Linked DNA regions of Homo sapiens: region 2 is linked to region 1. Evidence: chromatin loops called from intact Hi-C (ENCODE). Cell type or tissue: heart right ventricle. All regions are shown on one strand. Links, peaks and the distances in the headings refer to the core of each region. The heading gives the core; the rest is flanking DNA. Region 1 overlaps FGF12 (fibroblast growth factor 12). Region 2 overlaps FGF12 (fibroblast growth factor 12).

Region 1 (4,400 bases), core at 96-4,095:
CTAGGAGTGGTGACGAGAAATAAGTCATAGCTCTTGTTTTTGAGGCATTCAGTCCATTTCTTTAGAATAATCAAAAAATCTCACTTTTCCCAAATCATCCCCAGGAGTTTCTCTGGTCCCTACATTTTGGTTTCTTCCTGGAATGCTCAGCCAGCCTCGCTTTCTGTGCCCATCAAAATCTGTCAAAGCCATGCTCCAACGCCACCAGTTTTCCTCAACTAGATATGATCTCCTTTTAAACAATGCAGGCCAAATAATTATTTTTCTCTTACAGAGTTTTGTAGCCTTCTGAGAACGCAGTACAGATCTATAATATTAAAAATATCCAAATTAGTTCCTGTATGTCCTGTATAAAAACCTTGAAGCAAATAATTTCTAATTAAAAATACAACAGATCAAATTTTCATTAAACCAAAATAAATAAATAAAACTCTTTCAATATATATTCCTCATTTGAGGCTTTTTTTTTTTTGAGACGGAATCATGCTCTATCGCCCAGGCTGGAGTGCAGTGGCGCTATCTCAGCTCACTGCAACCTCCGCCTCCCCAGTTCAAGTGATTCTCCTGCCTCAGCCTCCTGAGTAGCTGGGATTACAGGTGCAAGCCACCATGCATGGCTAATTTTTGTGTATGGGTTTATTTTTCAGTAGAGACGGGGTTTCACCATGTTGGTCTGGCTGGTCTAGAACTCCTGACCTCAGTTGATCTACCTGCCTTGGCCTCCCAAAATGCTGGGATTACAGGCATGAGCCACAGCACCTGGCCTCATTTGAAGCTTCTTAAGGTGAGTGTGCCACTCAGACTTCACAAATATTTAATGTTGCCTAACAAGTATGTGAAGGATTTCAGGATTTTGCCACTGTATAAACAAATAAATAATAAAGTTACTTAAGAATTTTAGGCTTGGAAGTAGGCACAAAGGAAGCTAGTGTTTTGTGGAAGTTTGGAGGCCAAGTAGGAGGGCTGGGAATAAACTATAGGTTATCTGGCTGTGCTTCCCAGGTCCTTCCTAATTAGCATTAATGGGTAATACATAGTTGCAGTGTCACACAGGACAGCAGAATTTTTTTGAGATAATTGATTGCTACTAGAAATTTTTGAGAAATAGAGTTTATCTGTTGCCAAGAATGGCTAAAATCTGATCTGGATCTAAATGATAAAAAAAATAAATAATCTCCATATCAGCAACCCAATAGCACTTTGAATTTACATATGATTTTCTACAAGATATTTTATTTAAGCATAACAATAGCTCTGTCCTACTCTGGTATCTTGCCACAGATGGGCATTCAATGTATCTTTAAGAAGGGACACAACAAATGATAGCCGAGTTAAGGATTAGTCCCATTTTATAGATGAAAAGCAGAGGCTTACAGTGATTGAGGAAAAGTGACAGAGTCAGAAATGTTCAACGTGAAGCAGAAGAGAGGCTTCTTGAACGTAGTCCGTTCCTTTCCCCACACCACCCTGCATCACAGTTTGACAGACCTGTGTACCACTCCTTCCCTTACATGTAGAAACTGGTTATGGTTTTCGTATATTCAACAGAAAGAGTGTCCTCATGATATTTCTCTGATAAATGCTAGCTATGTATAGAAACCCACAGCTAATCAGCCACTTCTGACAGATCAGTGTGAAAAAAAAAATAGTCAACTAGATTGATGGACCACATTTTTTACTTTTCAGAGGAATGTGACAGTTTTCCCCCTCATTCCTTGGAGCAATGATAAAGAATCCTTCCAATTCTGTATTTGAGCACAAGGAACAAATTTTAGGAGTAATAACTCAATATTAATATAGTAAATTTTGCTGTATAGATTATGAAACATCTTCTTAAAGTCCTATTTTGTATATGGTGTATAAAACATCGATGACATAAATTCCACTCAAAATTCTCTGTGTGCAGAGACATCTGCTGCCTGGCCAATATCTATTCTCACTTCCTCCTTATTAACACAATCTCTGTATTGTTGATAGCAACAATGTGCCCAGCTACATATCCTAGCCACCCTTGTAGATAGGTGTTAAAATTTAAACAATTTTAAGAGGGACTTCAGAGAAGCAGAAAGCATTCCATTGACAGGCCTTTCTTTTTTTCTACATCTCTATTTCTAAAACTCAGATGTGATGGTTGGAGCTGCAATAGACAGACAGACATCTTTAGACCATGACTTGACCTTGAGGATGGAAGCTACAGAATAGGAACGCAGAATAGAAGGATTGAGAAAAACTGAGAGGCTGATGAAATCACAACATCACCATACCAGCCTCTTGACTTCTACATCAAGGGAAAATTAATTCTATTTAGTTTACAAGTATTACTTAGATTTCTGTTACTAGTTGACCCATTTAATCATAACTGATGAGTCCCCCAAAATATAAGTAAAATAAAGAGCTAGAAAATTTTGATTAGGACTATATTTTGAAATTAAAGAGCTACTGAGTAATAGATGGACGAGTGTCCCATGCTAATATGGCCTAGAAGAAGAAGATGATTTTCCCTAAATAAGGCAACCAGAAATGAACGTTATCAGGAGTCTGAGTCATGCCAGAAAGAAGATGATGATGTTTGCAAACCCGCATAATGATGCAATAGAGATGGGGGAATGGGAAGAGGTGAACACAAGCATGAGGATTTTAGAGCGAAAGGTCAGTGAAGCCATAGGAAAAGAAGCTGTTTGGGACTGGAGGGGAAGAATAACTAGCACTCCAGACACATGGGCCGAGAAAAGAAACGTTACATGCCAGAAAAGAAATTCCCTCATCCAGGAGGTTCAGGCAAAAAAAAAAAAAAAAAAAAAATTCTTTTCCTTGCAGTACCTAGCACAGGACTTTTTAGAAGGGTATGCACTCAATAAATGTATGTTAATTAATGTACAGCCATCCAAAAAATCAGTGACGGAAGCTCACCTGGGAAGCCTTACTCTCAAAATACTGGATAAAACACACTGTTTCATCCCAATCCTTTCTTAGTATCCTTTAACTGTCACTAAACAACACCTAAATTATAAGGTGAAAAGACACACACACACACACACACACACACACACACACACACACAGAGAGAGAATTATAGTAAAGCAGATACATGTAGTCAAAGCCTCATAGCACAAAAGGAATGAGAATTTAAACACACTCAGCATTCACTTGTGACCACTATTTAAAACTTCATGCTCCATATTTACACATTTGTTTCTCTAGTGCAGTGGTTCTCAGCCGGGGTGATCTGGCCCCCAGGGACATTGAGCAATGCCTATATCTCTGATTGTTATAACTGGGGTGGGAGGAGGGGTGCTACTGGCATCCAGTGGGTAGAGGCCAGGGATGCTGTTAACCAACCATCCTGCAATGCACAGGACAGCCTCCCACCTCCAAACCAAAGACTTAAGCCATACATATCCAGTAACAATGCCAGCTACTTCAAGATTATGGCATACTCTCTCCAATGTTGACAGTCTTTTAGTTCATGTAATATTTTTCAGAGTACCCAACAAGAAAACACCTAGCAGTGTAGGCTCATGAAAATGTAATGTGTGGTCTGTAATCCTTGACGCGACCTGGCTTCCAATGTATTTTTTGTTCACAGGAAGCTTGAAATGCATAATAGCCACAATTATTAAATATATACTAATTGGCAAGTACAATGTGAAAAACTTTACAAAGATAAATCTTGGTGAATCTACAGAACATTACTGAGGGATAGGTATTAGTATAAAGTCTCACGGCCAAGGTCACAGCACTTATAAACAACAGAGGTCCCCAGTACATATCAACAATGGGAAGGTTAATATGTAATCATACAATGGTTGCTATTCTGGATATCTATGTTCTCTGCTGAGTTGAGGTTTTTTTTTTCCTTTACATTCATAAAGACAATAACTTTCTTGCACAGAATGCTTCCTGAAATGTACTGTACATTTCTGAACTTTATTTGATATAACGTATTGAACATAATTTAATCTTCCCTTAACATGTCAGGGCGGTTATGATGAATATCCACATTGTTCTGTATTAGAGCAAATGAAATATTCAGGGCTTCCTGTCACTTCACTAGATAGTCCCAATGCTTTTAGAGTTTTTCTGTCTGATTTTTATCATTTTTCTTTGTCTGCCTTTCTGGCAGAGTTGGAACTGCCTCTTTTTAACTAGAGAGAACTATTAAAAAAAAAAAACAGAGAACTATTAGAACTGTAAAACAAGCTCCTAAAAGAACCTCCCATAGTGTAGGGGGAGAGGGGAGGGAGGTGAGAAGGAAGAAGAGCTGAGACTATACAAGCTTCTGGGTATCAATTTTATCTGCACCAAATTCCTTTTGGCTTTATTTCTTGGTTTACAACTGAGTTCCAACTACCTGAATTTGTTAAATCTATGAGATTCGGACTCATGTGGTCTTAAAATAC
Region 2 (4,400 bases), core at 255-4,254, 51 kb after region 1:
GCTTAAAATATTCAGTAAGCCATCCTTTAAACAAATGGCCTTTCATCAAGGATTTGTTGTTCCATTTATAGAACACAGGCAGAGTATATTTAACATAATTCTCAAGGGCCCTACTATTTTCAGAATGGTGCATGAGCATTGGCTTCCATTTAAAGTCACCAGCTGCATTAGCCCCTAACAAAAAAGTGAGCCTGTCCTTTGAAGCTTTGAAGCCAGACATTGACTTCTTTCTCACTATGAAAGTTGTAGTTGGTATTTTCTTCAATAGAAGACTATGAAGTCTCCATTGAAAATCTGCTGTTTAGTGTAGCCACCTTTGTCAATTATCTCAGCTAGATATTTTTGTATAACTTGCTGCAGCTTCTACATTAGCACTTGCAGCTTTTCCTTGTGCACTATGTTACAAAGATGGCTTCTTTCCTTAAACCTCATGAACCACCCTCTGCTAGTTTCTAACTTTTATTGTGCAGCTTCCTCATCTCTCTCAGCCTTCACAGAATTGAAGAGAGAGCCTTGCTCTGTATTAGGCTTTGGCTTAAGGAAATGTTGTGACTGATTTGATCTTCTATCCAGATCACTACAACTTTCTCATCAGCAATAAGGCTGTTTCATTTCCTTATCCTTCCTGTGTTCACTGGAGTAGCACTTTCAATTTCTTTCAATAATTTTTCCTTTACATACACCACTTGGCTAACTGTTTAGGGCAAGTGGCCCAGCTTTCAGCGTATTTCAGCCTTCAATATGCCTTCCTCACTAAGTTTAATCATTACTAGCTTTTGATTTTAAGTGAGAGACATGTGACTCTTCCTTTCACTTGAACATTTAAGGGCCATTTTAGGGTGACTAATTGGCTTAATTTTAATATCTTCGTGTCTCAGGAAATAGGCCTGAGAAGAGGGAGAAAGATGGGGAACAGACAGTCAGTCAGAACACACACAAGAATTAACAGGTGAAATTCTGTTTGAGAAGTCAATTATGTCTACAACACTGGAAACAGATTTTGGTGTGATATATTCTCTAGTAACTTTAAATTTGTTTCTCTTCCTTCAGCAGTCAGAACACATACAACATTTATGGATTAAGTTGTTGTCTTATGTGGGCATGGCTTGTGGCACTCCCAAAACAATTACAATAATAGCATCAAATATTACAGATCACCATGAAAGTTATAATAATAGAATAACTTAAAAGACTGTAAGAATTACCAAAATGTGACACAAAGACCTGAAGTGAGCACGTGCTTTAGAAAAATGGTGCCAATAGACTTGCTCAACTCTCGGTTTCCACAGAGCTTCAATATGCGACGCATGCAACATCTGCAAAGTACAATGACACGAGGCATCCCTGTATAATTTTTAAGCCATGTTGCTTTCTACACTAGATCAACCATGTCTTATAATAGGAATTATCTTAACTACAGTGATTAACATAGTGCCTGATTCTTTACAATTATTCATTTTTTGGTTAAATGAAGGAAAACAAACAAATTTAAAGTAACTAGAGAATATATCACAACAGAATGTGCTTTAGGTGCTGTAGACACAATTGGTTTCTCATACAGAATTTCATCTGTTAATCCTTAGCCTCCCTTTAAATACACACATTCCTTCCAAATACAATACAAAAATGTAGTGAATAGGAGACTTCATTAGTTCCTTTTCAGTGGTTAAAAGATGAAGTTTTGGCATTTTCTTTAAAATAATTCATTGAAATTATATATTCAAAATATGTATATTATTTGGGCCCACTATTGGTAAGACTTATGATTTAATAATCTAAACTCAATGATATCCTTAAATAAATAATAATCTCATAATTTAAACTCTAATAATCACATGCTTTTATAAACTGGAAAAAAGTCTCTGGATCATCTTTTCTTTCGCCCACCTCATATTACCAATGACGTAACAGAAGCACATGAGGCAAAGCGACTTTGCCAAGGTCACGTTAAGTCACCGACTGACCGCCGAACAGCACCCGGATGAATTCCAGATCACCCGGCTCCCCGCCCAGTGCCACTTCCTTCCTTTCTGTCCTCTCCAATTTACTCATCTAGAACTAACTGACCAAGCAGAAACAATTGGGAGTAGTCAGGCCTCTATTAATAACAACTTGCTTGTCATATAGTACAATATCGTTTACAAAGCACTTCCCAAATACTTTCTCTCCTTGAATCCCCGCCGCAAGAACCCCAGATGCAAGATATTTACCTCCGCTTACAACACACTAAGGCCTAGAAAGATAAAATGAAATGTCCAAGGTCACAGAGCTAAACTTGAACCCTGACCTTTTTACAACATATCTAGTTTTCTATACATAAATCCACAGCAATTTTTGTTACAGAGATAGAATCAAAGAAAAAGAATTATTCACTATAATCCCATTAAGCCAAGATTCTAAGGCGACTTCACCAATAGATTTGTGAAGTGTTTATTAATATAGAAGATGATTTCAAAAGAATGTTAATACTAACCAGATGAATAACCCATGCAAAAGTAACAGATGAATTGTTGAGGAAAAGGACAAGACAGTCACAGAAATGAATGTCCAGAAAATGGATTCACACATCAAGGACAAGAAAGGCCTTCATTACCCATTTATTTCAGTTTCCGCTTTTGAGTTGAGGAAACTGAAACATCTCTAACCTCAGGCCTCAAGAAGCAGAAATCCCAGGTTATCTTCAACAACAAAGGTTGTAATAGTTGTAGCTCCAGAAATGCCACCCTTTGAACTGATGCAGAAGTCTCTTTTTTGGGACTCACAAAAGGTCCTGAGAAGTGCAATCTCAGTCACTAATGCCAGGGGTGTAACTAATGACAAGGCTGTACTTAGAATGCAAGGAGGTGTTCAGAGCTGGCTTCATGGGAGCTGACCGAGAATGGCACATCCAGTCTTTGTCAAGAAGGAAGAGAACCAGAAGACAGGTCACAACACAGATACACAAATAATAATAAAGAATCATGCTGTTCCCCATTGTTCAAGAATGAGAACAATAGCTGGGTGCGGTGGCTCACGCCTGTAATCCCAGCACTTTGGGAGGCTGAGGCAAATGAATCACGAGGTCAGGAGATCGAGACCATCCTGGCCAACATGGTGAAACCCCGTCTCTACTAAAAACACAAAAATTAGCTGGGTGTGGTGGCAGGTGCCTGTAATCCCAGCTACTCTGGAGGCTGAGGCAGGAGAATCGCTTGAACTTGGGAGGTGGAGATTGCAATAAGCCAAGATTGTGCCACTGCACACTAGCCTGACAACAAAGCGAGACTCCTTCTCAAAAAAAAAAAAAAAAAAGAATGAGAACAACAGAGAATGTTTTCTTTTCTTTTTCTTTCTCATTTTTAGAAACAGCACAGGAATTTCTTCCACCAAGGTGCAGGAGAAAGTTTTTATGCCGAGCCAGATTTCCCAGGGATGAGGATTGATGATTCTCTTCCATGGACAACAGGAAGTTCAGTCATATGGAATAGCATCCATTATTATTATTATTTATTTATTTATTTATTTTTGAGACGGAGTCTCGCTCTGTCACCCAGGCTGGAGTGCTGTGGCGCGATCTCGGCTCACTGCAAGCTCCGCCTCCTGGGTTCACTCCATTCTTCTGCCTCAGCCTCCCAAGTAGCTGGGACTACAGGCGCCTGCCACCACACCCGGCCAATTTTTTGTATTTTTAGTAGAGACGGGATTTCACCGTGTTAGCCAGGTTGGTCTCGATCTCCTGACCTCGTGATCCACCCACCTCGGCCTCCCAAAGTGCTGGGATTACAGGTGTGAACTGCCTTGTCCAGCCAATAGGATCCGTTATTTAGAGGGCTCTAACAGCCTAGGGTGAGAGATGAAAGGCGTTTCAAAAGTGAAAGAAGGAAATCTTGAAGCATGTGTGTTACATGTACATCATCCCTGAGACTTTAGCTACTTTATGCCTCAGATATAATGAAAAGTGCTATAAAAATTAAATAAACAAAGATTTTATGTTAATATATTGAGGGCTTTATAGTACTCACTCAATTTACCTTCTATTGTATACTTAACATGTGCCAAGTCACTGAAATTACAAAGCAGAATGACATAGTCCCTATAGAATTAACTCAATTTACCTTCTATTATATGCTTAACATGTGCCAAGCCACTGAAATTACAAAGAAGAAGACAGCCCTTGCCTTCATGAAATTCACAGCCTAGAAAACAAGCTAGGACCCAAGGAACTATAGTATAGCACAGAAAGAAATCAACACTACAGGAGAGATTTGAAGGACCAGGGAAAGAAGGACTTCTTACCAGAAGAGGATCAAGCAAAAGCTTTATTGAGAAAATTACAATCTAAGCATTTGTGGAAATAAAAAGTTAATATACTTTGGGAAGATATTATAATATCACTTGCAAGATGTATTGTGCTTTGAATG

Evidence for each region. Hi-C counts contacts between places; a loop is a spot of excess contacts. Peaks named below come from ENCODE experiments on the same cell type or tissue, not always from the same donor. Only the 100,000 strongest peaks of a DNase experiment are listed, where the experiment ranks them.
Region 2: it touches region 1 in a loop (2.0-fold over the local background); 2 of 110 quality-filtered maps call a loop at or near these places.

Annotation. Positions count from the first base shown.
Region 1 is chr3:192,653,261-192,657,660 of GRCh38, forward strand. The region is part of intron 2 of FGF12 (fibroblast growth factor 12); the gene reads right to left. Among named protein-coding and RNA genes, the nearest start is that of FGF12, 72 kb to the right of the region's middle. In heart right ventricle, for the core only: no CTCF peak of the experiment used is centred there; no DNase peak of the experiment used is centred there; H3K27ac peaks cover 3,911 bases.
Region 2 is chr3:192,704,472-192,708,871 of GRCh38, forward strand. All of the region lies in intron 2 of FGF12 (fibroblast growth factor 12), which reads right to left. Among named protein-coding and RNA genes, the nearest start is that of FGF12, 21 kb to the right of the region's middle. In heart right ventricle, for the core only: no CTCF peak of the experiment used is centred there; a DNase peak (open chromatin) is centred at 2,010; H3K27ac peaks cover 3,117 bases.